4 separate regions of the Mus musculus genome follow, and regions 2, 3 and 4 are each linked to region 1. The links are chromatin loops, found by intact Hi-C in ENCODE. Cell type or tissue: gastrocnemius. All regions are shown on one strand. Each heading gives the region's core, and the rest is flanking DNA. Links, peaks and the distances in the headings are about the cores only. Region 1 overlaps Gm5432 (a long non-coding RNA gene). Region 2 has its middle 43 kb from the start of Gm36235. Region 3 has its middle 31 kb from the start of Gm46335. Region 4 has its middle 33 kb from the start of Gm36235.

Region 1 (7,461 bases), core at 1,305-6,304:
GAAAAAAAAATTGCTGGTTGAATAGTTAAAGTGTTTACAGGCAGAGAGGTCATTTTCAAAGAAGAACCATTCAGTTTCCTTAAAAGTTTTTTTTTACAATGACTTAAGATGCATTATCATGCACAAATCCATCAATATTTAATTTTCTTCTTAAAAATCCGCATTGGGATTAACGTTACAAAGGAAAAAAGGCTTTTATGCCGAGGAAAAGTATATCTCTAGCAATGTGGTTGGTTTTGCTGATCTGTGTGCGAGCACAGTGCAGGTCAGGAGAGGTTATTTGGATGAGGAGATCTCCCTTTTTAATCCCTGCCCCTTCCTTCTTTCACAAACTAAGCTCGGTGCTATCAGCAGAAAGACAGAACATAAAACTGCAGGCTCAGCAGATGTTTGACTAATCTTTGGGGGTTCAAAAGAGAGGACAGTGGAAGAAAAGAGGGACTCTACAAGCTTCTATTTTGATTCCTTGGGCAAGCTAACGCAAGATGATGCGGCAGGAGAATACGGAGAGTTAGCCCATTTCCGTTTGCCACTGTACTCAGAACCTATGTAGCTATCTCCTAAGTGCTAAGTTTTAATAGACATGTTCATTCTTAATAATTAATCCTTTCCTTGAAGCACTTTGATTTTTCTGATTCATATCCAGCTAAGTATAAATCTGTTGACTCTGAGCCTAAGTGTGTCAATGCACAGCTGCAGTGCTCGAGGGATCATGGGATATCCAGGTCCCCTGAGACTCAAGGGAAAGAGTCTAGGCAGTGGTGTGCTGTAACATTTCATGAGATGTGTGACATAATGTGCCCCAAAAGGTGCACACATAGCCACAGTGAAAATACTCCTGCATTCTGGTCACCAGGAGCACATTTGGGTCACTATGTAGCCATTTGCCTCTCAAAAATCAGACATCACATCCTTCGAGGAACTCCAAGCTCTTCCCTGCATCCACCACTGCTCTGAAGCCTGGCCTGAACTTGCCCTTCATTGTCTGCTTTCTCTGTACAAATGATCTCCTGGTAGACTCCAAGTCCTTGGTCCTTGGTGGGTTCTGAGCCCCACAGAGTAGGACCTCAGCCCATCTGTAAGTGCACAACTCTTAAGGAACCTCTCAAGCCAGGGATCTGTGTTTCAACACAACTGATAATTTATGGAGTCTGGCTCATGAATTTATGGAGTCTAGCACATGCCTCCAGCCAAACTGCAAAAGGCAACAGCTCCCCAAGTCCTATGCTTCATGACCATTTCAGGGCAGTTCAGAATTTATGCCATCAATCCACAGCAGCCTGTATTCAGGCGGATCCCTCTTACATTTTTCTCTTTCCTTCTTGGCTTTCTTCCTGCGGGAATTACACAATCCCCTGTCCTCCTCTTACCTCCTCCTCCTGTGCTGTACTGTACCTCCAACTCTGAGAAGCTATGAATACAAAAAGACAGCCGGCGCTCCAGGATCCTGTTACTAATTCAATACATGCAGATCTTTCAGGGAGGGTGGCAGACTTGCATTTTCTTGAGAACAATGGGGAAGCCAAAGAAGCCTTTCACTCTTTCCCTGCAGACAAATACTATCTCAGAATCCTGAAAGGGCTTTAAGGGGCTTAGTCCAACTTTTGCCATCCATGATAGGAACAGGAATGCAATGAGTAATGTGTAGACTACATGCATCACAAAAGTAGCTGCCACTGGGTTCTATTTAGGAACCCCATCAGCTAGTGCAATGGGCCAGTGTTTAGGAAAGGTTAATATGATAGGAACTTCACAGAGGCCAGTCCTTAAGCTTCAGTACTAGTTACAAAGAGCAGTAGAAATATATTTGTGGATGAGTTGGATGGGTGCCCTTAGCTCATGCTTGGGATCTTAGCCTGTAGTTTACCAGAGTCTGTGCTCTTATGTGAAGATAGGGTCCTCAAAAGGGTAATCAAGTTTATATGATTTGATTAGACTTGGTCCTAATCCCATAAGGATGGAGTTCTTATAGAAAGGAGCAATTTGAGCCGGGGATGAGCTCAGTTGGTAGAGTACCCGTGCAGTGTGCATTAAGCCCTGCATTGGATTCTAGTGCCACATAAACCATCTTGGGGGAGGGGATGCTGAAGCAGGAGATCAGAAGTTCAAAGTCATCTTCCAGCTGCCCAGGAAAACATGCACGGGTCAGGGAGTTTTGGGGCAAGGGTTGTACAGAGTTCTGAGAAAAAAGCCTTAATGGGTGATTGTCTTGCTTGCCTTAATCGATGAGAAGACCCAGCCTGAAAGTGGGTGTCAACATGATCTAGCTTCAGGCCCTGAACTAGAGAGACATTTCTCTCTGACCTTGACTGTGAACGTAATGTGACAAGCTGCAGGAGTTCCTGCCCTGACTTCTAGTCAATGGCTAGTGTAGCCTGGAAATGTCCTCTTTTGAATGAAGTGTTTTCAATAAGGAATTTACAGAGCCCATTATGAATAACCACATAGTGGGTTCTCTAGTGGGTGGGCGATTAGTGCGTTGAGTACTAAGTTACCTGGAGGTTCCAGACCTACTAAGTGCATCCTCACTCACAAACATGAACCCATGTGCAAGCTGCCTAGCTTTGCTCCACCAGTCCCTTGCTCTACCACCAGGTTCCTTATGACTTGTGCCTCTCTCCAAAGCCTGAAGGCACCTGAGCAAGGCTTTGCCTCAGCACATCTAAAGTATGGTGGCCTGGGTGGATCTTATTTACTTTGTAATTTCCCTGATCACCTCTTTCACCACTCAGAGAGTATAATTCTCTGGTATGGCCCAAGTGTGATTTCTGAAATAATAAGCATAGTCACAATCATATACAAAATAAAAAGAAACAAATTCCTTATCGAAAACAACTGAGCATCCACCTCACATATTGTGACCCATGGTGACCTGGAACTGTCCTTCCCTAGAAGCCATCCTAATCTCTCCCATTATGTACTGCAAATACTGAGGTACCTGACCTGTTCAAGCCTGTTTCTTTCAGAGGCTTCTTCCTACTCAGGTCCTTTGGTCCCCCTGGACTTCTGGTGCAGAAAGTTTTCTGTTGCACTAACCAACTTGGACACTGTTTTTCTACAACTAGTTCATGAATCAATCTCCTCTCTTTGTCTCTCTGTCTGTCCCTGTCTCTCTTTGTCTCTCTGTCTCTCTCTCCTCTCTCTGGTTCTCCTCCTTACCAAGTGGCTATTCAGTTCTCTTCTATAAAATAATGACATATTGCACATAAACTATGCACAAATCCCCCCTGTATGCCTCAAATCATTAAGCCCAATCCTGTACAAATGCTGCAAATGCTTTAAAAGTGATTGTTATATTGTTTAAAAAAATAAGAAGAACATGGTCTATACATGTTCAGTGCAGAAGAAACCCCCCCCCCCCCCAAATCTTGTGTGCTGGTAAATCTGCAGCTTCCAACTGTGAATTGTGAGGGCCAACTGTATTTGTGTTGTATCTCTGCCCCACTCTTCTGCATTCCTGAGACCTGTAAGCATGCCTCACTCCCACATGGACTGCCAGTACTCAGCCCAGCATCTGCACATACTAGGTGCTTAGCGAGTGTTTGTTTATTGAATGAGTGAGTCATGCTAACTGCCACTTACTAGGGTTTTCGAGTGTGTATTGCAGTTTAAACAGCCAGTGGTACAGGGACAGAGGGAAAGGGTGAAGAAAGACCATGCAGACGTCAGAGCTGGTCCAGTGAACGTGAGCGCCTGCCAGTGCTGGCTCAGCTCTAAATGAGTTACTGCTCTCTCAGCGCCTGCCATGGGAAGCCAGCTGCTCAGGGAGCACTGTGGTTTTGTATTCAGACAGAAGGGGACAAGCTCATGCATACATCTGGATACGGAGACAGGCCAGCTTCACCCTCTCTAACTAAGTGAACACCACGGCCTTGACAGAACTAGCTGGAATTCTAATCACTAGGGCTGGCATAATAGACAGGTGAGTCTGGGACTCTCAGAGGGGCAGGTTGAGCTACTTCCTCTGGAATACAAGCCTCTTTTCCAAATAGACCATATCCTGAAAGTATAAAATGCCTTCCTTCCTATTTACTCAAGCCTTGGCCCTAAGAGGGCTCTCCATCTCTGTCTCTATTCTGAGCTCTGAACTCATTGCCAGCACTTCTGCTGAAGCCATTTGGACAAGGAGAGGGCCACGCAGGAGGAGAGCTGGCTTCCAGGCAGTTCCTGAGAAGGTCCTCCTTGCCTGGGCCCCAGGAGGCTAATAGAATGGTCGAGAACAGGCATTGAGCCAGTCATGTCTCCTGTCCACTTTGCTCCATCTCCTGACATACACCCAGCATTCCTGCATGTGGTGACAGCTTGAAACAACACCCCTGTCCCCACATTCTGCCTCTGGAATCATTCCAGGCAGTCTCCGGTGTGCCTGCCTGCATGACTCTTGCTTCTATCCAGCTTTCTTTCCAGGTTTCACAATCCCTTTTGGCTTCATCCCCTTTTGGCTCCAATTCTTAGTGAACTCCTGTGGGTCAGCAACTTGAGTTCAGATTAGCAGGCTCAGCTTCTACCTTCAGTAGCCACCACCTACTCCCTTCCTGGATGCTTATACCTACTTAGCCTCAGCCCTGGGCTTCTAATCCCGACACAGGATCACATCTACCAGTCTCTGTCTGTGGGCTTCATACACTGAGAGCACAGTTGGAGAATGGAGGGTCAGACATGTCATAGCCAGAGACTAGCTTTTCTTCTTCTTTTGGTTGTCTTTGTCTCTTTCTTTCTCTCTTTCTTTCTCTCTTTCTCTCTCTCTTTCTTTCTCTCTCTCTCTCTCTTTCTTTCTTTCTTTCTTTCTTTCTTTCCTTCCTTCCTTCCTTCCTTCCTTCCTCCCTTCCTTCCTTCCTTCCTTCCTTCCTTTCTTCCTCTCAGACACTGGTGCAAAAAAAAAAAATTAGGTTTCCCTAAGTTCTCAGTCTTATAAATAAATAAATAAATATTGTTTATTAATAAATTATTTTATTTAAGACATCTTATTTTATCATTTTTATTATTAAATTATTTATTGTTAATAAAACATTAAATTATTAAAATATTATTTTATTATATCATTGAATTTAAATTGTTTAAATAAATACTTTATTATTAATAAATTAGTAAAAGAATGTTAGAATGGACTCAAATTCAAGAACAATTTTATTATAGTCTAAAAGCCCTAGGAGATACAAGATGTAAGCTTCAGCTGCTGGCCAGAGGAGGATAATAGAGGAGAGGAGGTAAGTAGCCATCCTGGTAGGCTGACATAGAGGTCAGCAGACGGCAGGCATAGCCACAGGACAGAGGGAAGAGCAAGGAAGCCAAACTGTTGATGGATCAGGGAACTCCAACTGGTAAGGGAAGCATGCTTAGAAAGGACATAGAAGGGCAAAAAAGAAAAGTGAAAAGTCTCACTTTTCTGAAAAGTGAATAGACTCAACACCCTCCATCCCTGAACAGCCCATAAGTTTCTGCACTGGGGGAGGGAGGAATGAATCTCAGAATGAAAAAATACTATATGTCATTAAAGAACAAATTATTCCACCAGTCTCTTTAGCTTGGCTTAAGGTGAATTCATCCAGGAGTAGTTCCTTAGCCAGAGTGATTGATGTGGCCCAGCTGGAATGTTAGAGCTCTAGCCAAGCCAGGAAGCCAGGAATTCCATTACCTTGACCAGATAGTGGCAGGAAGTGGTGGTGGTGGTGGTGGTGGTGGCGGCGGCAGCGGCAGCGGTGGTGGTGGTGGTGATGGTTGTGGTGGTGGTGGTGGTGGTGGTGATGGTGGTAGTGGTGGTGGAGACAGGGTCTCACTCTGTAGACCTGGTTGGCCTAAAGCCAAGATGGCTTCTAATTCAGATATCCTTCTGCCTGTGCCTCCCCAGTACTGGGGTTAAAAGTGGGCAATACAGCACTGGATGCCATGGTCAGAGATGCTATAACCAGCCTTTTTTTTTTAGCTGTTTGTAGGTCTCTTGTGCCAGGATGGTTGATTTTACCCCCACATTCCTTCCTGTGTTTTTTTCTTTTTCTGTTCATTTCTGTTTAGCCCTATTTTTTTTTTAAGTTTTCAAACCCTAGGTAGGAAGGATGGGAAAGTGTAACTAGAATGAGTGAAAGCCTTGATCTTTGAGGCAGAGCTTGTCTGCACCAGTGAAGCACATTCTGTTCCGTGTGAGCGTCTGAGAGAGGAAATAATGTAAATGATTTCATATTCTTCAAATGATCGGTTCATGGAACTGGACTATTTAAACACATGCTGGGAACACAGAGGCAGAATGAGAACATGCTAGAGGTTTCCTATTCTAATATTTACATGTGAACGATAGGCGTATAAAATCCAGTGCTAAAACTCAAGCGTGAGTTATGCATGAGAGTGTGCCAACGACAACATCTTTCACTCAATAAGGAATTCATTTATGAAGCACCTACAACATTCACGAAAGGACAGAGTAGCAAAGTGACTATGGAAATGGACTTTGGATGAAAACAGTCCAGGGTTCAAGGGCTATTTCTGTCATGCTTTACTAAATCACTGTAGATAATTTTGTGTTAGGTTCCATTTGCCTAGAAAATGTGTCTAGCACTACAGTCATGTGTCAAATATTTTGAAAAGTGCACCAGTAGGTGATATTTGTAATTATGAGAGCACACAGGAGTCTATTTACACAAGCTAAAGTAGGTGCAATGTCTCTAGGTAACATTATCTTGTGGGTTTGCCATGCATGCATGCATGTGTCCATCCCTACCAAAATGTTGTTATGTAGTGCATGGCTGTATCTACCTCAGATATCGTACAGAACATTTCCCATAGCAGAGCTCCACTTTGTCACCTCTACTTGTGTGTGATTTCACATTCTCAGTACCATGAGTAGATGGCTCGTATATGTATATTTAGGTGTTAGTTCATAAACACAGTGATCACACTGCATTGGAAGCCTGATCAAATGTTCACAATCAATGTGATAGCATTCACAGTGAAAAATGTGCATGGTGCAGTCACAGATGAGTCTATAGCCAAGTTATGCAAAGGAACCCAGGCTAACACTGCCTAAAGTATCTAGGTACATTCTGTGTTTGATTTTAAATTAATTTTTGGTGGTTACACATTAGAAATGTTTTGCTGTTACCAAATTTTTATTATGTGAAATTTATTCTCTTTGCAGTTCTGTGAGCTAGAAGTTCAAGGATAAGATATTGGCATGGCATGGCTCCTTCCAGAGTCTCTCATAGTATGTCTTTCTGGCCTTGATCAGCTTCTGCTGGACCTGTGGGCTTGGGCAACACCGTTCCAATCTCCCCTCTGTCTCCATTTGAAGCCTTACCAGGATATCCTACAAAGTGGTTCTCAACCTGTGGGTAGAAACCCCTTTGGGTGTCACATATCCAATATCCTGCATATTAGTTATTTACATTATGATTCATAGAAGTAGCAAAATTAGCTATAAAGTAGCAATGTTAATAATTTTATGGTTGGGGTCACCACAGCATGAGGAAC
Region 2 (7,461 bases), core at 863-5,862, 120 kb before region 1:
ATGAAACACCGTGACCAAAAGCAAATGGGGGAGGAAGGGGTTTATTCAGCTTGCACTTGCACACCACAGTTCATCACCAATGGAAGCCAGGAAAGGAACTCACACAGGGCAACAGGGCAGGAATCTGGAGGCAGGAGCTACTGCACAGAGCACTGGGGACTGCTGCTTGCTGGGTTCCTACTCATGGCTTCCTGCATTCTTTTTTTTTTTAATATTTTTATTACATATTTTCCTCAACTACATTTCCAATGCTATCCCAAAAGTCCCCCATACCCTCCCCCACAACTCCTCTACCCACCCATTCCCACTTTTTGGCCCTGGCATTCCCCTGTACTGGGGCATATAAAGTTTGCGTGTCCAATGGGCCTCTCTTTCCAGTGATGGCCGACTAGGTCATCTTTTGATACATATGCAGCTAGAGTCAAGAGCTCCGGGGTACTGGTTAGTTCATAATGTTGTTGCACCTACAGGGTTGCAGATCTCTTTAGCTCCTTGGATACTTTCTCTAGCTCCTCCATTGGGGGCTCTGTGATCCATCCAATAGCTGACTGTGAGCATCCACTTATGTGTTTGCTAGGCCCTGGCCTAGTCTCACAAGAGACAGCTATATCAGGGTCCTTGCAAATGCTTGCTAGTGTATGCAATGGTGTCATTGTTTGGTGGCTAATTATGGGATGGATCCCTGGATATGGCAGTCTTTAGATGGTCCATCCTTTTGTCTCAGCTCCAAACTTTGTCTCTGTAACTCCTTCCATGGGTGATTGTTTCCAATTCTAAGAAGGGGCAAAGTGTCCACACTTTGGTCTTCGTTCTTCTTCCCAGGACCATCAGCCCAGGGATGCCTTCACCCATAATAGGCTGGCTGGGGCCATCAACCAGTAATTAAGAAAATGCCTTACAGGTTTGCCTTCAGCCCAGTCTTATAGAGGCATTTTCTTGAGGTTCCTTCCTCTCAGATGACTTTAGCTTTAACGTGTGTCAAGTTGATATAAAGCTGCCCAGAACACATATGAAGAAGTAATCAAAGAGCATACATAGCATTTCTGATTTGCATGATTTCTTCAAAACTTTTCTTTCCCTTAAAGATATGTGTGTGTGCATGTGTGTGCATGTGTGTGTGTCTGTGTGTGTGTGTGTGTGTGTGTGCTCATGTGTATACAGAGGTCAGAAAAGGACATCAAATTCCTGGAGTTAGAGTTGTGAGTCACCTGTGATGGGTGCTAGGAACCAGACTTGAGACATCTACACAAGCAGAAAGTGCTTTAAAACCACTGAGCTCTCATTCTTCCACCCCTTCACATCTCCTAAGACGTAGAGCAGTGATCTTCAACCTGTGGGGTGCAAGCCCTTTGGGAGTTGAATGGCCTTTTCACAGGTCATTCAGATATCCTGCATATCAGACATTTACAGCACTGTTTATAAAAGTAGCAAAATGATAGTTATGACGCAACAACAAAAATAATTTTATGGCTGGGTGTCACCACCATGTGAGGAACTATATTAAAAGGGTTACCGCATTAGAAAGGTTGAGAACTACTGACCTAGAGGATATTGGTGCTTGGAGACTATTATCTGAACAAAGGAATGCATAAATTAATAAGCACTGCTTTGCTTTATATCACACACACACATATAGATACACACATGGATCTACAATTGAAACGATATTGTTGGTGGACTTCTTGGCCTTGAGTAGCATGTCTACTCCAAGGTTAAGTGATCACAGTAGAAGAGGAGGCAGGGAAAAAAGTCTGAGTAGTAGGATGACCTGAAAAAGATTGTGAAGACATCTTCTGGACTTGGCATTCATGATCTGACTGCAGCTGTGGCTGCCTGCATAAGATTCAGTCCAATACCTTTTCATCATGAGTGGAAGAGAGCTGCCCGAGATGTTCCAGCCCTCCCTGAAGACTACTGGTAGTTAATGGTGGCTGAGGAGAGGTGTCTTCCTTTTTTTAATGGTGTGACTACTGATATGCTGTCTATGCCCTAGTAAATAACATCCCGCTCACTCTCACCCAAGAAACCCTAACTAAACTCATTTGGGTCACACATGCACAGAAACATTAAAGTAGGAAGGGAGCTTCCTGGGATGAGGGAAGATCCAGTGGGAGCTGGAGAGGGACAGACAGGACAATGGGTGTGGAAATGACTAAAATTCAATATATATATATATATATATATATATATATATATATATATATATATATATATATATATATATATATATATATAACTCCTAACAAATGGAATAAGTAATAAAGTTAAATGGATTTAAAAATATTATTTATTCATATAAAAGTTGGCCAACATTAACTGAGTTAATTGCTCTGCCTACAGGCACACGTGTTTTTCTTATTCATGTAATCTACTTAGCTCACTCGGAAAGGCAAACGTTAGTGTTGCTAAAGTAGAATTGTTTTCACCTGAGCTCATGCAGACAATCGTTGGACCTTATCCCAAGGTCAGCAAATAAGTTATCAAAATACATTAAGTTGTTTCTATTTCCCTATAAAATGTCTACTGAGCATTTGAGGGAGGAACACAGAAGAAGGAACACAGATCTGGCGGCTCAACCAAAGCTCGGATAGTCGCCAAATCTGCCTGAAAAAGTGAAAATCCACTGTATTGTTTTTTTCTGGACAGTGAGAACTTAGAGAGTATGTGTGGGTGAGTGGTAATTATTATTATTATTTTTTTTAATTCCATGGTAAGATTAGAGTAATGCTTGTAAGTTTGAAGACCTGAATTCAATCCCCTAGAATCCAGGTGAAAGGCAACATATAGTGGCATACTGCTGTTCTCCATTGCTGAGAAGAAGGGACAGGCAGGTCATTGAGACCTGAAGTCACTGGCCAGCCAGCCAAGTTGATTTGGTGAGTTTCAAGTTAAGATACCCTATCCCAACAAACAAGGTGGATGGTACCTGAGAAATGATATCTGAGGTTGACATTTGGCTTCTGGATGAATGTATATAATATTTGCATTCACATACTCATGAATACACACACACACAATCACACACACACACACACACACACACCCTGGATTATGTCATTTTACCAAAGCATTTATGCAGAAAGGAGGTATGGAAAGGGGCTGTGTCTAATTCACAACTGCTTCTCAACCCTAGTAAATATCTCACTAAAACACCACAGGATTCATGTGTGCCCTCTATCATGGACTTTCTCAGAAACAACATGGAACCAGGGGCCCAGCAACTGTCCTTGGCCATCTAGAGAGTAACTTGTAAATTCATTAGTGATCTACAGTCATATTCAGTGTGACTACCCACCACAGTACTTCTCATGAACTTGGACCAAGAACCATAAGTCATGCTTTCTTGAACCCATCTTTCCTACATGTCTACCTCCTCATGGCTTCCCACAACATTCTGCTCTCTGGGGCTCCTTCCCATCCTCTTCATTCTTGAACTCAACTTACATACACCTCAAGGCCAGCCGAAGTATCACTCTCACCAGATATTCTACTTGGACATCACTAGGCAGAGGTTTCTCCTCTGCACCTTTCTCCTCAGACCACAGCTCAGCCAGCTTCTTGGAATTGCTTCTTGCTGGTTGATATCTTTACCATAAACTTAACTCTGAAAACATTGGATCAGGAGAAGTTGTAAGATCTTTGAAGACCTCAGCACTTGTCAAATATGTTCTGTATAGGAATGGAAAGTGAGTCTTGGAGAGAAATGAAAGATCTGATTTTGGAGTCAAGAGCAATGGTAACTACGACTCTTGGTGTGGAATGGTAAGTGAAGAATCTTGGGGGACTGCATGAAAGTAGAAGGAGCAAAGAAAGAGCAATAGAAAGAGAAAGTTCTGAAATATCTCTGGGAGTGAATGGAGGGATCATCATGCACTTGGCACCAGATAGAGGAAATCGTAGCTGACTGAAGAGGTCTTAGACAAGAGGATGATGATATGGAAGAGTGGCTTGTCCAGTCAGGCTGACACAGTAGGAAACCATCTACAGGTGGAGGACATCTTCAATAGCACAGTTTACTTTTCCAGTGCTCAAACCTGTAGGTCTAAAGTCAAGGTTCTTCTTGGCTTCTGAATGGTTACTTCCTTGTGACATCTTTACAGGGACTTTCCACTGAACACACTCATGTCTGTTGTCTCTTCCTCTTCTCACGAGGATGCCAGTCTTCTACGATGAGAGCTCTGTTCTGAGGACCTCATTTCCCGTTAATCATCTCCACAGGATATTATCTCTACAACCACCCTGGAGGGTAGGACTTTAACATTTGGGCTTTAGGGAGAAGCACTTCATTCTCAAACAATCAGGGCACTGACACTGGGAGAAAATCATGGACCATTCCAGCCACTGCACTATGTCAGGCTTCCAGGTAGCAGCATTGACAAGCTAATTTGCCAGACAGAGGCTGACATAAATGAGCAGCCCATGGTACCGAAGAGCACAGGTGCAGCCACTTAGATGATGATTCTTGTCAGACAAGGGCCTCCACCATAGGCCAAAGAGACTGAGGATGGGCAGCTGTGCAGACAACAGATGGGACCAAATTATAGTTGGGAGTTTGCCCTCCTAAGAACATGGTGGCACAGAGATAAACTCATCATATATTTTTCCTCTGGTTCTTGGAGAAATCGGAACACAGGCCTTCTTCAGTCATCAGACAGTAAAGTTAAGGTTCTTAAAGGTGTAGGTGCAGAGGGTTCTCATTAGCATAGGCTTGGTCTGAGGATGCTAGGTCTGAGGAACCACAGAAGACATTCAATAAGGAAAAAATATGGTCCAGCTCTGATCTTTGTTATTAAAACAAAAGGGATAATTAAAAATCCCCATCTCTGGGGGCTGGGGAGATGGATCAGCTGGTAAAGTACCTGCCACATAAGCACACAGACCTGAGGTTGGATCCTCAGCACCTGTGTACAAACTGGGCATGGTAGTGTGCATCTATAACTCCAGCCTTGTAAAGAGAAGGGATGCAGAGACGAGATGATCCCTAGAGTCCTTAGACCATCCATCCTGGCTGGTCCATTGAATTCTAGTGGGTTACAATTGTAGGTGACACACAACTCTAACTCCACACACATGCACACAGATAAATGTGTACATGCACACACTGTAACCAACCCACAGAGACATGCACATAAGACACAGACCATCCCACCAGCCTCCACACAAATCCCTATCTCCTTCTAAACCAGCAATTGTTCTTAGTATTTGACACTGTAATCCCATGAACTATGTTTCTTTCTGAGTGTGAGTTGGCTTTGTTTTCAGTGTTAGGTGAAAGGGATGAGAGTGTACAAGGTCCCTCCAGGAGGAACATTGTAAATTCAATCTTTTCTCCTTGGCTCTCAGCCCTTTTGATTCACACATGTAGGACACCTTCACCATATCCCATACAAAATGTTCTTTTCTCTGGTGGCTACATCACTGATGCCTCTGATGCCCTGCACCCCATCCCTGCTCAGCAGTTGACCTCTCAGGCTGGGATGTAGTGGTGGTTTCAGGTCTCCAGCTGTAGCTCTCTAAGAAGCACACTGCTTCACATTGTTCTCCCCAAGAGGTAAAGCAGACAGAGTGGGCCCAGGCACAATAAGACAGCCCATTGGAAACTGTTTCTGTGCTTACATCTAACTGACTTTTATCATAAATTAGAGATTTTGAAAAGAATGAGTCATAGAAAAAGAAGAAATTAATAACCTGCTTCAGCAATCAGCATATTATATCCCCCTGGTGACTCATAACACCAGACACGAGTCAGGACAAACAGGGCTCCTGCCAGAAAGTGCAGTTAAAAATAAAAGCAAAAATAGGGACGGGGGTGGCTGGGAACTGTACCTGAAGCTTTCCTAGTCTCAGGTCCCCTGATGAAGGGAGGACTTGGGGAAAAAAGCTGAAATTCTTGAGACCTTCATAGGAAGAAACAGATTTTAAGGAGCTCAGACAAAGGGATTTCAGAGTAAAATCATTTTTTCTTCATTTCTACTTTTATTAGATAGTTTCTTTATTTATATTTCAAATGTTATCCCCTTTCCTCATTTCCCCTCCAACCCCCCTTCCACTCTCCCCTCCCCCAACTCACCAACCCACCCACTCCTGCTTCTTGGCCCTGGCATTCCTCTACACTGAGGCATCGAGCCTTCACAGGACCAAGGGCCTCTCCTCCCATTGATGACCGACAAGGCCATCCTCTGCTACATATGCGACTGGAGCCATGAGTCCCTCCATGTGTACTCTATCGTTGGTGATTTAGTCCCTGGGAGCTCTGGGGGTACTGATTAGTTCATATTGTTGTTCTTCCTATGGGGCTGCAAACCCCTTCAGTTCCTTAGGTCCTTTCTATAGTTCCTCCTTCGGGGACCCTGTGCTCAGTCCAATGCTTGCCTGACAGCATTCACCTCTGTATTTGTCAGGCACTGGTAGAGTGGTAGAGCCCCTCAGCTATATCAGGCTCCTGTCGGCAAGCACTTGTTGACATCCATAGTAGTGTCTGGGTTTGGTGACTGTATATGGGTTAGATCCCCAGGCAGGGCAATCTCTGGATGGCCTTTCCCTCGGTCTCTGCTCCACACTTTGTTTCTGTAACTCTTGCCATGGGTATTTTGTTCTCCCTTCTAAGGAGGATCAAAGTATCCACATTTTGGTCTTCCTTCTTTTTGAGCTTCATGTGAATTGTATCTTAAGTATTCTGAGCTTTTGGGCTAATATCCACTTATCCATGAGTGAATGCCATGTTTGTTCTTTTGCGACTGGGTTACCTCACTCAGGATGATATCCTTCAGATCCATCCATTTGCCTAAGAATTTCATAAATTCATTGTTTTTAATAGCTGAGTAGTACTCCATTGTGTAAATGTACCGAGTTTTCTGTGCCCAATCCTCTGTTGAAGGACATCTGGTTTCTTTCCAGCTCCTGTCTATTATAAATAAGGCTACTATGAACATAGTGGAGCATGTGTCCTTATTACATGTTGGAGCATGTTCTGGGCATATGCCCAGGAGCTGGGTCCTCAGGTAGTACTATATCCAATTTTACCACCAAGCTGATTTCTAGAGTGATTGTACAAGCTTGCAATCCCACCAGCAATGGAGGAGTGTTCCTCTTTCTCCACATCCTCGCCAGCATTGCTGTCACCTGAGTTTTTTATCTTAGCCGCTCTGACTGATGTGAGGTGGAATCTCAGGGTTGTTTTGATTCCCATTTCCCTGATAACTAAGGATGTTGGACATTTCTTTACGTGCTTCTCAGCTACTTCAGTTGAGATTTCTTTGTTTAGCTCTGTACTCCCTTTTTAAATAGGATTATTTGGTTCTCTGGAGTTCAGTCTCTTAGTCTATATCTTTTTATTGGGTAAATGAATCCATTGATGTTAGGAGATATTAAGGAATAGTGATTGTTGTTTCCTGTTTTTATTGATGTTATTTTTATGTTTGTGTGGTTATCAGAGTAAAATCTTAGAGCAAGGAAGGACAC
Region 3 (7,461 bases), core at 1,259-6,258, 77 kb before region 1:
ATCCTGTGCAAAGTCCAACGACACCAGTTATAGCTTTCTGGTGACTTTGACATTTCTCTTTAAAGACACACCAAATGACATCAACTTCTCTTGTACTAGCAAGCTAGTTAGGCCGAGGGCCATTACAATGAACCTTACTTCACAAACCCAAAGGGCACACATGTATGTATAAAACTTGTGTGTGCTGCTTGTGGTGGGGAGTGCTGCTTCCTCCTGGCTTTTTGGTTACTTCTGGCCAGTGTATGATGGAGAGTGTCAGCCCAGAATCAGTCAGTTATGTCCTGGTCAGAGTTGTCCCATGCCTGACTTTAGCCAGTGTCCAAGATACATGTAATTTGTCCCCATGGCCTGGGTGGCTGTTTATGGTTACCCAAGAGGAGGTGGAAGGATCTCCAGAGTTGTTTTTCTTTGATTTCCTGACTCGTATTTCTCCTGTAAAACCTTTTAAAAACTAATTTTGTGAAGAATCCAAAGCCAAAAGCATCTGGTTTGTACTGGTTCTTGCCTCTGCTGTCACCCAGTGCCCAGCTCTATGCTTTTAACTATGGTGAATAAAACTACAGTTTATATCTTTGCATGTATAAGCTCTAAAGGACACTGATAATTTATTCCTTGGCTACACATTTGTGACCACTTCATGACCAGCTATAATGCTTTGAGTAGACAGGGGGAAGCTAACTTTGATTGGGTGACATTGCTGTCCTGACCCAATGTTCCTATGTACCACATGAGATAAGGGTCTTGATTAGCATTGTTATGCCTATCTTACAGGTGAAAAATCCTTAGATCTACTTTTAAGGTTGATAATCTCATGTTCAATCACCCTAGTCTTTGGATCAAGTGATGAGAAATGATCACCTTCTCGGTAGTCCCTGTGAATAGCTTTGATCGTTACTTTTCCTTCCTGTGTGTTTCTTACCTTTGGTGACACAGAAAGCACCTGTTTTACTTTCCTTCTTATTCATCTAAGTAGTTTGAAGAAAACTGTTTGCCTTTAATGAAAAGTTGCTCCAGTAGGTTCTAAACGGTGAGGGTAGAAACTCTTGAATACCTACTGTCTACACACATCAGGCACCACACACATATCACACACACATCAGGCACACACACACACACACACACACACACACACACACACACACACACACCAGCAAAGCCTAAAGCTCTCAGGTACATTCATACACTTAGCCTGGAGATGGAACTCTATCAGTTTACAGAAAGTCAGGCAAGCAGATAGATTAAATCTGTCAATGGTAGATAATGGCAGAGTGTCTATGGTAGGGCCATTTGGGCAGTTACTGCTCTTTGACACAGTACATACCTTTCAACCTTGTCTCCCCTATAAAGACCACTTACCTCTTTTCCTGGAGTCTGTCCTGGTCCCCTTGTGTAGAGGTTGAATTGAGTATTACAAAAGACTTCCTGATGCCCTAATCTCCAGTGTCCCAGACTGTGAGTGTAGTTGGAGACGGGACCTTTTAAGAGGCAATTGAGAGAAAAATGAAGTCATTCTTGTTGGATCCAATCCCAGGATTGATGTTCTTTTAAGGAAAGAAATTGTAGACACATAGAAGAAAGCTCAGAACACAAGGCAATACCAGGCATGTGTGTTCACAGGAGAATGGCCATGGAGAGCTCTGATGAAACAGCTATGGAGAAATGTCAGGTGAAAGCAAGCCCCTGGCTCCTCCCCCTTGCACTTCTGCCCTCCAGAACTGTAAGAAAATAGACATCTTGTGTCTAAGTCACCCAGTCAGTGACAGTCTGTGCATGAACTTATGCATTCTTTAGACAAACTTTCTAACCCCAAGAAGAAGTAATTTCTCCTCCACTGAAAACATATACTACACTTAGAAATGGTTCCCTTTCCTTTTGCCTGTCTGTCTGATTGTGCATGACTCCTTTTCTAGCTATGACCTTCCCTTAAGTTGACTCATCTGTAATTAGATAGAGTTTGTTTAATCAGCAGGAAAACCTCTCCTGGCTCTTAAGTTGTCACGGACTCTTCTTATCTTACTTCACAGGGGACTGGGAACATAGTAGGTATCCAACCAGTGCTGGTTCTTTTCTCACTGCTCCTCCGTCTTTTCTGAAACTCTCTGATCAAAGAGACCTTAAATGTACACAGATGACATGCCAGTTTGCAGGGCTTCATAAAGGGCTGGAGCTGATATCTAAAGAATATCATCTCACCGTTCTAGAAGTCTAAAGTCTAGCACCAAGTTTTCAATGAGGTTAGCTGCTTGTATAGGACTGTAAAGGGGGGAAAATCTGTCCTGTGATATTCTAGCTCCTGCTGGCTTGCTGTCCATCTTTGGCATTCTTTGGCTTATAGAACATTTGCCCAGTCTGCTTTTATCTTTACATGCATTCTACATCTGTCTATATTTTATCTTGGGATAAAGATTCCAAGCATGCCAGACAGTGATCAACCATGGTGACTATATCTCAACTAATTGCATCTGCAGGAAAGCTGTGTTCAAATGAGTCAGATTCTGAGGCAGTAATGGTTACTATCTAGTTGTATAGACTGTGGGGAGGGTATGGGCTGGCACAGTTCAGGCCTAATAGTCATTTTAGCTGACACCAAAATCTCACTTTGAACAACCAGCCACCTTCCTAGTCACTCTGTGTGGACGGCTTAAACCTTCATTGTTTTCTTCTTCTTCTTCTTCTTCTTCTTCTTCTTCTTCTTCTTCTTCTTCTTCTTCTTCTTCTTCTTCTTCTTCTTCTTCTTCTTCTTCTTCTTCTTCTTCTTCTTCTTCTTCTTCTTCTTCCTCTTCTTCTTCTTCTTCTTCTTCTTCTTCTTCTTCTTCTTCTTCTTCTTCTTCTTCTTCTTCTTCTTCTTCTTCTTCTTCTTCTTCTTCTTCTTCTCCTTCTCCTCCTCCTCCTCCTCCTCCTTCTTTCCCTCCTCCTCCTTCTTCCTCTTCTTCCTTCTGTTTCCTCCTCTTCCTCTTCCTTCTCCCATCTCCTCCTCCTTCTCCACCTCCCCCCTCTCTTCTTTTCTCTCTCCTCTCTGTATCTGGCTCTCTGTCTGTCTGTCTGTCTGTCTGTCTATGTCTCTCTGTCTCTCTCTGATTTATACATGTGAGCGTACATACATTTGCTCATACATGTATGAGTGGAGGCCAGAAGTCAATGTCATATGTCTTCCTCTGTTGACCATGACCTTATTTTGAGTCAGGCTCTATTATTAAGCCCCATTGAGTGACAGCAGAGTCAAGAACCAGTACAAACCACATGCTTCTGTCTTTAGATTCTACACAGAGATAAGTACCACCCCCCGTCTGTTTGTCTCCCACTTCTGAGCTCTGGGGTTCCAGATGTGAGCCACTGTGCCCAGCATTTAAATGGGGATCCAAAAGCAGGCTCTCATGCTTGAAGAGCATAGAGGTTTTTTTTGTTTTGTTTTGTTTTGTTTTGTTTTGCTTTGTTTTGTGTGTGTGTGTGTGTGTGTGTGTATCTTCATCCCAGCCCTTTCATGGTTATCCCTATGTAGTTCTTACCTGAAGGACACAGAATATACCTATGTTGTTTTCCTTTTAATTCATTAATACGAAGAAAATGTCTCTTGCTTGAAGAACCCAGGCTCTTAGGTTCCCCATGACATGTATAGTGAGCCTGCTTGTTGTAATCACATAGGATCTTTTTCACTAAGACTCCTGTACTATTGTAGACCTCTCAGGATGATACCAAGGCTCAGATCTCTTGTAAAAGCAGGGCAGATAAATTCAATATACTCCAAAGGATGAGAACATTACTCTTCTAGAAGGCTGGGGGCTGTCTTCCCTGTACAGGTGAGAAAATGTACAGGCATTAGGCTACCAGGAGGGGAGGTCTTAGAATCCATCTCCTATGTCACTCTGGCATCCTAACACCAAAAGATTTCACATATGGGAAAACCATGTGTTAGCTTATATCAAAGATGACTTCCTCCACTTTGAGATTTAGACACATGTTTAGGAGACAATTCAAACCATCTCATTTCAACCCAGGGACATTGAAGTCATAATTGTAGTGCTCTTTTATAATAAATCAATTAATGCCCGGGATTCCATATGGAAAGACCAGGTTGGTGGATCTGGAAGAAAGTTGGTAGAAAGTCAGCTTTGAAACCTGAAGTATCTAGAGAGTTCCAAATACATATTGCATGAGTAGAAAAACCTCCAGCCCCCAGCAACTGGATTATTTATAAGGTAAAAACTAGGACCCTGCTTTAAGTCTGACAAAAATGCAGCACATGGCTCAAGGCAGGGACTGGGTGTCAGAGCAGGGCTAGCATTGTTGAGCTTTGCTTTCCAACCCAGGCCACCTATACATCAGACTGGCACCAAAAGATGGTAATGACTGCCCTGGTTCCCAGACTCTCCACCCTTCTCACAGTGATTACTTTTTGTTCTGCTTTTAGAAAAAGAGATATTTTAATGCTTTTGGGGCTTTATTGTAATAATGGGCTTCAACTGTGCTAAGATACATTCTAGCTGACTTTCTTCCCAGATTTTCATCTTGTTCCCTCAGGTAATCCTGTTTTTTGCTTTAATTATGCATGTACTCCATTTCCTGCTCCTGATTTCCTCTCTCATTCCATTTAGAAATCTTTCTCCACCCCCAACACACACACACACAGGGGGGGGGGGTGGGATTATGTAGTGCAATTCTGATTAATCTAATCAGAACCCAGACATGTTTGAATAAACTTTTCTATGTAACCAAGTTATAAAATCTCTGGAGAGATCACAGAGTCGGGGCTGAACTTCTGTAGCAGGGTAAGAATGCTCCCCCACCCCTGAGAAGTATTAAGGTAAGACACAGAAGTGACATAAAGAAACAGTGACTGATTCCATAAGGATGAGGACAGTGTCTGACATGGATGACTTTGAAGATAGGGACCACTTTGCTGGAGATATGGAAAACCCATGATTTGAGGCTGGTTTAATTGGATGGAGATGAGTTAAATGTGCTGAGGTCATATCCACCCAAAGATGCTGGCCGACCTAGTCCTTGCTAGGAAAGTTGTCATTTATAAGCAAAGATTCATTGGGAAGAGAGGACCCTTGGTCTTGCAAACTTTATATGCCCCAGTACAGGGGAAAGCCGGGGCCAAGAAGTGGGAGTGGGTGGGTAGGGGAGCAGGGCGTGGGGGAGCCTAGAGGGGACTTTTGGGATAGCATTTGAAATGCAAATGAAGAAAATATCCACTAAAAAAAATAAAAAGTAAAAATAAAAAATAAAAAAAATAAGCAAAGATATAGACATTTTGAATTCCATTTCCCTATGCATGGCTGCAAAAATATTTATCATGGGTAGAGTGGAACTCTGTGAATCCCAAGTGAAAACTCATAAAAGGTCTCCAGAAGGCTGATGAATACCAGATCCATTTCCCTCTATTAGCTGCTCCAAAGCTGAAGGTTACCACTGAGGAAACACAGCTGCTATCTGATGCGTTTCCCTATTCAACCCTCAAAAAAATGCTCTTAGGGTTTGTGATCTGCCTTGCCTAAGGTGACCTGATCATCTGTGGCACAGAAATGGAGGACATTGGACTGTCCAAGGTCTCATCCATGCATACTTGATTTCCACAATTGCTACATCTTCCTTCTTCTATTAAGGGATAGTGAGATGTGCAGCCTGAGGTACTCTCAGGCCTGGGAGGGCAGCCAAGGGCTACCTTGAATGTATTAGAGGGCATTTTGTATATCATTAAAGGACATAAAAAGGTATTGTATCAGGTGCCAAGAATCTTACATTTAAATTTGAGCTTTGTTTTTTCTATACGTGCAACCATCTCTATGTGGGGTGTAACTCCCTGTGGACATTTCACCCTTCTACTGAATCAAATACTTGTTTGAGGATTTCCACAATATTCAGCTCGCTGGGTTGGTCTCATTGATTTTAACTAGATGAAGAAGGAACTATCTAAACCCAGCCAAGAAGTGTGCATATCCTTATGTAGGCTGGAAGTCACTCTTGGTATCCTTTTATTTGGCTGTTTTCCTTAAGTTTTAACAATAGAATTCAATACTGACTAACTCTGTTGTGTTACTACTATTCCAACAACATTGCCAACTACTAGAGAAAAGTAAGACTATCTTTTACAACTTATTGCTGTTGGTGATTTAGCCACCCTTTCATGCTTCTCCTTGAGCTAAGATGGGCAAAATATGGCAAACAGTGACACCAGCTACATCCATCAGGGTGACCTACAAGCCTCAATAAGGCAAGAAGACACCTGGCAATTTGAGTTAGGATATGTTTCTTCTGACCAGGCCATATAAAAATGGCGAAAGCTTATGAGTTTAGTGTCTGACAATTTTAAACCACACAAATTTTTTCACATGATTCTGCTGTTTAATTTATAGTTCATTGTTCTTAGATCTTCATATTTTGCTTAACTCTAATGATAGATGCTTTTCAAAGACAGGAACATATAGAAATGAGGGCAATCCCGACTGAATCTTCAAAAATGCATGGCTTTTAAAATTGGACTTCTCTAGATCCTGGTCAGGAATGGCAGCACAAAGGTGTGCCCAGGTCTACCCTTCCTACTCTGAAGCACAGCTCTGTGATGCATTCTCAGTGTGCAGAACACTGATTGCTCCCCAAAACAACACTTCCCTTGTTCAAGCTACTTCCTTCCATAGCTTGGGTCTGTGCCCTGAGTGTGCCCTAGGGAGGAGGCTTGGCCATTTCTGCATGGGAGAAGATTCACTCCAGTGCTTCAAGAGCAAGTCATCCCTTCTGCTTTCTTGCTGGGAGGTACAATTGCATACGCCTGGACCAGAGCAGCACTCTGAGCCTAGATTTACTAGACAAAGAGGTGTGGGAAAATCAGTTCCTCCTTCATTCGTTTGAGTCTGGAAACCAGGGAAGCTTCCTGAGATAAGAGTGTGGAATCTCAGCAGACATTCTGTGCATCCCCCCAACTGCCAAGACCTGATGACACAGAACTGAGGTCATTCTTCAAGAATGCCTGCAGATTAAATTCAACGTCAGCTTGAAGCACTAGGAGTCAAAGCTAATGACGGTAATGATGGCAATAATTCATAGAGTTACTTTGCAAAATATTTTCACTCATATTATCAGTTGATTAATGAGCATTCTTTGTTTTGAAAGCAGCGTTTTTATAGGAAAACACAGAAGAGGATATGGAGTACTGTGAGAACACAGTCCAGTCTTAGGTCCCATCACTGGGAACGGCCAGAATGTGATGTCATGTGTGCGACTTCAACTTATCTCCATCTCTGTTTTTTTTTTTAGGTTACACATGAGTATTTGTAAAACCACAGGAGGGCCTGAAACAAAGGAGTTGGTTATAAAAGATCTCATCAAATTGTAATGGAATCAGATCAGCTCATTTGCTCTTCCCCCTTCCTTCATTCCTTCCTTTCCTCCTTCTTTCTCAAGCCAAAAGAAAACATCCATAAGAGTACATTTCTTTTCCAAGTTCTTCCTTCAAGAAGG
Region 4 (7,461 bases), core at 1,256-6,255, 130 kb before region 1:
AAGCTCTCCTAGAGCAACCACCCTGCCTTCCTTGGATGCTTACAAGCTGTTTCATGACCATGAGCTGTTTGTTACTCTTACGCTTCACTTCAAAGAGAAAGTTGACATTTTCCCCCAGTTCCTAATAAAGCTAAGAACTAAATATGCAGAACTAAACCAAGAAGGTAAACCTAACAGGAAGAAATGTGTCTAGTCAATGTGTCTAGTGTATGTTTCCTCAAGGTGAAATTCCTGAAAGGCTTCTTCACTCCTGGCAAAGTGCTCAGCTGATTTGGAGCAAGTGAGGAATGTCAGCTATTTTTGTTACTCCAACTGCAGAGAGAGAAAGCTTCCATCCTTGATATCTGTAAAGCCATTCACAGCCCATGGGGCCATGTTGCTATTGACATTGTATGTGTGTGCCGGGCAGGCACATATGCATATGTGTCTGAAGCATGAGGGAAGCACACGTGCCCTGGCATGCATATCCTTGTCAGAGGACAACGGCAGGTGTTAGGCCTCATTCTCCACCTTTTTGACATAAGGACTGTTGTTGACAGTTTCATGCACCAAGATATCTGGCCCCTGAGCTCCCAGACAGTCTGTCTGTCCTTCCATCTCACCACAGGAGCACTGGGATTGTAGAAGTGCAGGACTCCTGACTTGATGTAGGTCCTAAGTATTCAAAGTCAGGTCCTGAGGCTTGCAGGGCAAATAATCACTTTACCTGTAAAGTCGTCTTCCCATTCATGTTGCTAGGGCTTATCCCAGAATGTGTGTCTGAGGAGGGAGTTGGTACGGTGCTGTGCATATGAGCATCTGGGAGCCAGCGGCCACCTTCAAGCATCATTTCTTGGTGGCTTCCACCTTGTTTTTTGAGATAGGTTTGTTCACTGGGACATGGGGTTGGTAGATTAGCTAGCCTGGCCAGCCCACCATGTCTGGCTTACTCCGTGGCTGCTTCTTATGTGGCTCAGACTCCGGTCTTCAGCATTGGGCAGGCTTTCTGACTAAGCTTTCTTCCCAGACTCACTCAGTAATCTCTGGTAAATTTTCAGTTCAACAGATTCCAGGTAGGACCCAGAAATCTGCATCTGTCAGAATCTCAGGTCCTGCTGCTGCTGACCAATGTGAGAAGCACTCATCCCTGGACATTTCCCCAAGGTGCTTAATACAAAGCGCACAACTGGTCATTCCTTGCTTCATATAGGAATTTAAAAATCACCATCATACCAATTGTAGCACTTCTGTTCACCTCTTAATCAGGCTTGCCGAATTGCTAAATGTTTTAAGAAACTGTTTACTGAGGTACATGGTTGAAAAACATTTTCAAACTTCAGGGTCTTTGATCCTCATTAATACTCAAAATTTCCCTGAACCCAGAGGAAGGCAAGGTTCAACAGTGTAACAGAGAATCAAGTGGAAACAAACAGACCCATTCAGAGTGGTGGGAACATGCTAACGCTTGTGTTAAATGTTAACTCCCTTTAAAAATAAAAATAACACAGAGAGTGATCTCTGGTGAGGGAATAGATCGCTCTAGATTAGGCAAATTCTGTTGTTTCAGGTGTTTAACCTTGTTCCAAACCCCAGCCTGGAGTTCAAAAACAAAACCCACAAGCCTGAAGGCCAGTCCTCAGCACAGTAGTCTGAATGGAGCCCTATTAACAGTAACGAAATACCATGGACTTGGGACACTGGGACTGTGGCCCTTTGGCTTCTCAGAAGAACTTAAGATAGCTACACAGGGAACATGAGCAGCTAGCTTGTTTTTCACGGGGAACTCCATGGAAATATCTCCCCCAGGGAGACACTTGTTTGACCTGCTGTCTTTTGAAAGCTCATTCCTGGGGTCAAGTATTTGATTAGACCGGTGTGTGTGTGTGTGTGTGTGTGTGTGTGTGTGTGTCATCCATTTGGGGCTATCCCTGGGCAGGAACCTGACACAAGTACCTAGAGATGAATTTCCACCGTTTCTTCCTATTAGCTTCCCTGGTAGATAAAACCTCGGCTGTGTGAAATGTTAGCTCAGAGAAGGACTTGCTCAACCATGTCATTGAAAGGCCAACAGAGTGAACGCTGTCACAGCTGATGTGTTGCTAAGTTGAGAAAATGATCATCATAGTGATGACTTGCAGAGATGCCAGCTCTGGGAAATGTGCTCAAGTCTCAGAGGACAGGGACAGGAAAGAGTACAGGGAAGAAAGAGAAGGAAGGCACCTGAGGGTTCCATTCGACCGACGTTCTAAACAAGACGAAGAGCACGGCAATCTCTCACTGGCAGAAACAGCATCCATATATCCACACTCTCAGGGACCTTGGCCTTGGACATCATCCTGGGTGTGTTACCTTTCCATGCAAAGAAGTTCCATAGAACTTGGCTGTGTGTAGATTGAAAGCCACAGATCCACCAGAGTCCACCCAGCAGGAAGCACCTGGGCAGAGGTTTCACAAGCTCTCCTGGAAATGTTTGCAGGTCATGTCTCAGATTGGCTGAGGGCATGCATTGGTATAGAAGCACTTAATGAGAACTTGCACTTCTTAAGAGTCAGAGGCTAGACCTGAAAACAGAGATAGAGGATTAGATTGTGGGGCTACATGAAAACTAAAGAATACAATTGTTAGGGGCTGGAGAGATGACCCAGCAATTCAGAATAGATGTTGCTCTTGCAGAGGACCTGGGGTTAGTTCCCAGCACTGACATAGTGTTTCAAAGCCATCCATAACTCCAGTTTCAGGGGCTCTGATTCCCTTTTCTGATCTCTGTAGGTACACACATACATGTGGTGCACATATTTTCAGGCAAATTACTCATATACATAAAATTTAAAAACAAATATATTTTAGCGAATACAGCTGCAACTATACTTGGTTTGAGGATTTGGGGAATGAATATAAAAATGTATATCAAATGATTATATAATCAGGTACACATACACACACATACACCACACATACACACACATACACCACACTTATACATACACACACATGCAAATATACCACAATACATACGTATATACAGACACATACACACACATATCGTATACCACACACACACATATAGATACACATACAGACACACATACACCACACTCACATACACACACACACACAGACAGAGGGCAGGGGGAAGAGAGAGATATTTCTGCAAGAACAAACGAAGAAAAGTATTAAAAATGGATACCAGAAATTATAAGAAAATTAAGCTGAGTGCAGTGGGACACAGCTGAAATCTTAACACTCAGAGCCTCAAGCAGGAATGTCAAGGGCAGCCAGAGCTCTGGGGACATAGCCTGTGCTGGGTGGGGCTTTTCAGTGACAACTGTCTTGGAAACATCTGTATATCTGTAAGTTCAGCAGCCTCATTGGTCCACCAAGCTGTAATTAGGTGTAATTGTTCCTTGGTCTGCTTTCTGTGCCCTGACTGTGGAACCAGACAGTTGTTCATAGATCCTTGGAAAAGTCACGCCCACTGGTCCACGTCCTGAGAACCCGGAAGAAGTTTTTTCATACCATAATTCCGTTAAGCAACTGGGCGTGTGATATTAGGTCTATTATTTCAGATTACTCCATGGCTCTGACCCCAAAGCTCAGGAGAATTTGAAAATTCTAGAAATCAGGCCTCTTATGATCATCTTACTGGGAAATGTGAATGAGTTAGGTGAGACAGGCTTGGAGTTGCTCCATCTACCAGAAATTCAAATGCAGAGAATAACTTCTCAATTATTCATTCACCCCCTGATTTAATCAGTTGATAATCTCTGGGGAGAACTCTTTACAGGTACTGAACTGGATGGGGAAATCAATAAGGCAGAGTCTCTTACAATTCTCCCTCCAAGAGCTAGAGGAAAGTTCTGGAAGAACCACTTGCTGTGAGTGATGAGCTTCCCCTGAGGTGAGGTTTGAGCTGAGTGTTATGGAATGGAAACAAGCTGGCTGAGGGCACAGAGTGAGAAAGATTGCTGCAGGAAGTGGGGGGTTGCCAGTGTAAAAGGAAACATTTTTAAAATCTGAGTTTAAATTGGCATGCTGTCCTATATATCAGCAGAAGGGATAGTTGTTCTTTCTTGCATGGAAGACATTTCCTGGGCCATTAACAGGCAAGGAAGCCTTCTACGTCTGGATGTGAGCTCTCCCCAAGGACTGACCACCCCCAGCCCCTGCCCAGGGATGTTTGCTTTGGTCCTTTGATCTCTTCTAAAGCTTTTGAAAAGTCTGTGTGATTCTCATTAAATATTGAGTTAGAGAAACACATGTGTATTAAATGCTTATCCAGGTGTCACAAATAAGCATATGGAGAGCTAAAATGGAAGGGAAGTGGGAGTGGGGGGGGGTGAGGGAAGGACAGACAGATGGACTGAAAGCCTGACTGTCCCCAGGCCCTCTGTGAAGCCCTCATCAGCTGCTACTTTCTGGCTTTCAGACTGCGAAACTCTGACCCTTTAGTCCAGGATGCCAATTTGGTTTACCCGAACTCTGTTTAGTGGCAGTGTGGGGCTCTGGGGATAAAAATATGCCTTCAGTGCTTCAGTGACTTGTGAACTAAACTGGGTCTACACGACTAGAGCTGTGATCTATTCTACACTCTCCTTTTCCTAGCTTCCCTTGTAAGCAGCCCACCCCTTCTATAGCAGTGAGAAGTCAGCAGCTCAGGGAAACATTGTCTGTCAGAGTGAACGGGAAGATGATTTCTGAGGTCACTGCAGCCAGCTCCAGCACCTAACAGCTTACAAACTAGAACAGCTCTGCCGATCCTAACTCCCCTTTAACGTTAACCAGGATCATGAAAAGATCATCAATAATCTCACCCCTTCCCCATTTCTCGCAGTTACTCACACTCACCAACATCCACAAACAGCTGAGTGAATATTTACTGACACCAAGAGTTTTTTTTTCTGCCTATGACCTTCAAGAATTCAGAATGGACTTGATAATTATGAGCAGCGTCCACTTCAATTAAAATAAAGTGGGGGAGGGGGGAACAGCTGTGAATGCTGGTTGCTATCATGCTTGTTAGCTTGCATGTGTAGAATATTTTCAATTAAATAAACAGAAATGTGTTTTTCAAAAGGCAGTGACATCTAAGCAAGTGGGAAGGAAACAGACACCTGGCCATGGTAACTATCTAAACACCTGCCCTCTGCCGCTAAAGGGCATCTTTTTCTGCCAGAATCTGCTGTGTATCGTGGAGGAGAAGATTTGCCAGAGTGTAAATGGGCCCTTGGTTCTGAAGGAAATGAAATATACTGTCTCAGGTCAGTCTAACCAAATCCTAGATTAGAGGCAGATAGAAGAGCCACAAGAAAATTTAGACTTGAGCCTTTCTGACAGATACTGCCAGCCAATTGGGCTAGTAGTCTCCCCAGACAGCATAGTCCAGGGATCCTGTCTCTGCCTCCTCAAGCTGGAATTATTGGTGTGCTGTTGTGTTACCTGGAATTTACATGAGTTCTGGATTCCAAATTGTAGATTTCTTGCTTCGGGAACAAGAGCTTTAATTGCTGAGCCATCTCTTCAGCCCAAGGTTAGTATTTTTGTTTAGAAAATCCCTAAAACACTCAACCAGATGGTGGTCTCACTTGCTTCTCTTTCTTGGCCTCTGAAGTGAAATAATAGCAGAAATGCCTATTTCTGTTTTAACTATTGCTCTCAAAATGTACAAGTGTGAAAACTGGCCAAAACCAAAATAAATATAAAGGAAAAATTTTAAATAGGCTTTTTCCTCTTGGTTCTTGGATATTAAAGATAATGGTAGTGGGTGGGGGCTGAAACAAGAAAGGATGATGTGAGAAGACAAAATAGCACATGCTTTCTGTTGTATGTGGACTCTAGACTTAAAACCAATTTGTATGCATACAAATGCCATGAGAGCAGTAGTAGGCAGGGAAGAGCCAGGGAGATGAGGTGAGGCAGCATGGAAGAGATGGAGAAGAACTATAGGAAAGGGAGAATGCCATGTTTGTATAAAAATGAGCTAGTGAAAATGCCATATTTTATATGCCAATTAAAATATAAATGCAGTAAACAAAGAACACAGAATGACAGAGTATTTTATTTCCTAAACTTTGAAGCCAAGCAGTTGAGTAGCTAGAGCAATCCAGCTCAGGGTCAGAATTTCCCAACAGCCTTGAAATAGATATCCTGTTTGGTTCTGCAGTCTTGACTCAGTATTACAAGGGCGAAGCTTCACAGCTCCATGAACTTCTGTCTGGAGACCTGTATCCTGTAGCTGGGCATGTGGAAGTATTTCAGTTAGTGAGTCTAGCCACGAACAAACACCAACAGTACACTGGTTTAGAAAGTGGGTAACCCAAATGTTCTTATAGTTCAGCAACTGTGTCATGATCATGTCAGGTAGAGAGCAGACACCACCCAAACTCTCTGAGTGCTACCATCTTGGTAGCCTGCCGGCTCTGTAATACGAGCACCGACACCCCTAGCTTTGACGCCTGTCTCCAACAACAGCTGCTCTGACTCTGGCAGGAAGGCCACTGAAGTTCTCCACCCCTCATGTCTTCATCTAGAGTTAGGGCAATGAGCTGCAAGGAGAAAAAAGGGAATGTCAACCCAGAGCTATCCCAATAGATGAAACTCTCTGTGAAGAGCGAGCTGCCAGCAGTGGGATAACCAATGGAATCCACTCGGTCTCTGTGTGGATTCAGGTACAGGCAGAGAAGGCATGGTGTGATTGCATGTCAGTTTCCTCAAGGAAAGATGAGAGAGAACAGCCAACTGGTTTGGAGTGCTCACACCCAAAAATCCATGATTGCTGGGCAGTGATGGCAGCGCATGCCTTTAATCCCAGCACTTGGGAGGCAGAGGCAGGTGGATTTCTGAGTTTGAGACCAGCCTGGTCTACAGAGTGAGTTCCAGGACAGTCAGGGATATACAGAGAAACCCTGTCTCAACAAAACAAAAACAAAAGTCCATGAGTTTTTTTAAACTGGCTTTGATATTTCCCCCCCCCCCCCCCACCTCAGGGAATAGATATGAAAGTAGAGTATAATTAACACTTGCTATAAATGCATTGAAAAGCAAGAGAAGTTGATGTTCTATCCAAGACATAAAATTTACTTGATTTTCAAAGCAGGAAATGAAGTCTGCAGGATAGATTGCATAAACAGCACTTCCCAAAAGTAGCAAGGTGGGAGGCAAGCCCAGTCCTTCTGTTAGCTTCACAGAGGCACTGGCCAATGTAATACACATCAGCACATTTTTAGAAAGGAGTGTTGCCCCACAAAAGAAATCCTATCAGCAGTGTAGGTGTGTCCGTAATTCCTTAAAACCTTCCAGCACTCTTGCTGCTGAAGAAATAAAGCAGTTTTGCTTGGAGCAAGAAGTATGCGGAACGGAAGAGAAGTTGCTTGGCAACAGATTAACTTATTTAACTTATGTCTGTCTTGACAAAGATGCTACAAAAAGAACCATGAAGACATCAGTAGAATATTTAGGAACAGTAGCTTCAAGAATCCCCACACC

Evidence for each region. Peaks named below come from ENCODE experiments on the same cell type or tissue, not always from the same donor. Only the 100,000 strongest peaks of a DNase experiment are listed, where the experiment ranks them.
Region 2: it touches region 1 in a loop (2.3-fold over the local background); 2 of 42 quality-filtered maps call a loop at or near these places.
Region 3: a loop joins it to region 1, with 2.4 times the contacts of the local background. A loop is called at or near these places in 2 of 42 quality-filtered maps.
Region 4: a loop joins it to region 1, with 2.3 times the contacts of the local background. A loop is called at or near these places in 2 of 42 quality-filtered maps.

Annotation. Positions count from the first base shown.
Region 1 is chr12:15,846,880-15,854,340 of GRCm38, reverse strand. The region is part of intron 2 of Gm5432 (a long non-coding RNA gene); the gene reads right to left. Among named protein-coding and RNA genes, the nearest start is that of Gm5432, 34 kb to the right of the region's middle. In gastrocnemius, for the core only: no CTCF peak of the experiment used is centred there; DNase peaks (open chromatin) are centred at 3,726 and 4,246; H3K4me3 peaks cover 1,260 bases; H3K27ac peaks cover 2,472 bases.
Region 2 is chr12:15,968,637-15,976,097 of GRCm38, reverse strand. No RefSeq gene overlaps it. Among named protein-coding and RNA genes, the nearest start is that of Gm36235, 43 kb to the left of the region's middle. In gastrocnemius, for the core only: no CTCF peak of the experiment used is centred there; no DNase peak of the experiment used is centred there; H3K27ac peaks cover 1,441 bases.
Region 3 is chr12:15,923,795-15,931,255 of GRCm38, reverse strand. No RefSeq gene overlaps it. Among named protein-coding and RNA genes, the nearest start is that of Gm46335, 31 kb to the right of the region's middle. In gastrocnemius, for the core only: no CTCF peak of the experiment used is centred there; no DNase peak of the experiment used is centred there; H3K4me3 peaks cover 643 bases; H3K27ac peaks cover 1,056 bases.
Region 4 is chr12:15,978,399-15,985,859 of GRCm38, reverse strand. No RefSeq gene overlaps it. Among named protein-coding and RNA genes, the nearest start is that of Gm36235, 33 kb to the left of the region's middle. In gastrocnemius, for the core only: no CTCF peak of the experiment used is centred there; no DNase peak of the experiment used is centred there; H3K4me3 peaks cover 1,405 bases; H3K27ac peaks cover 5,000 bases.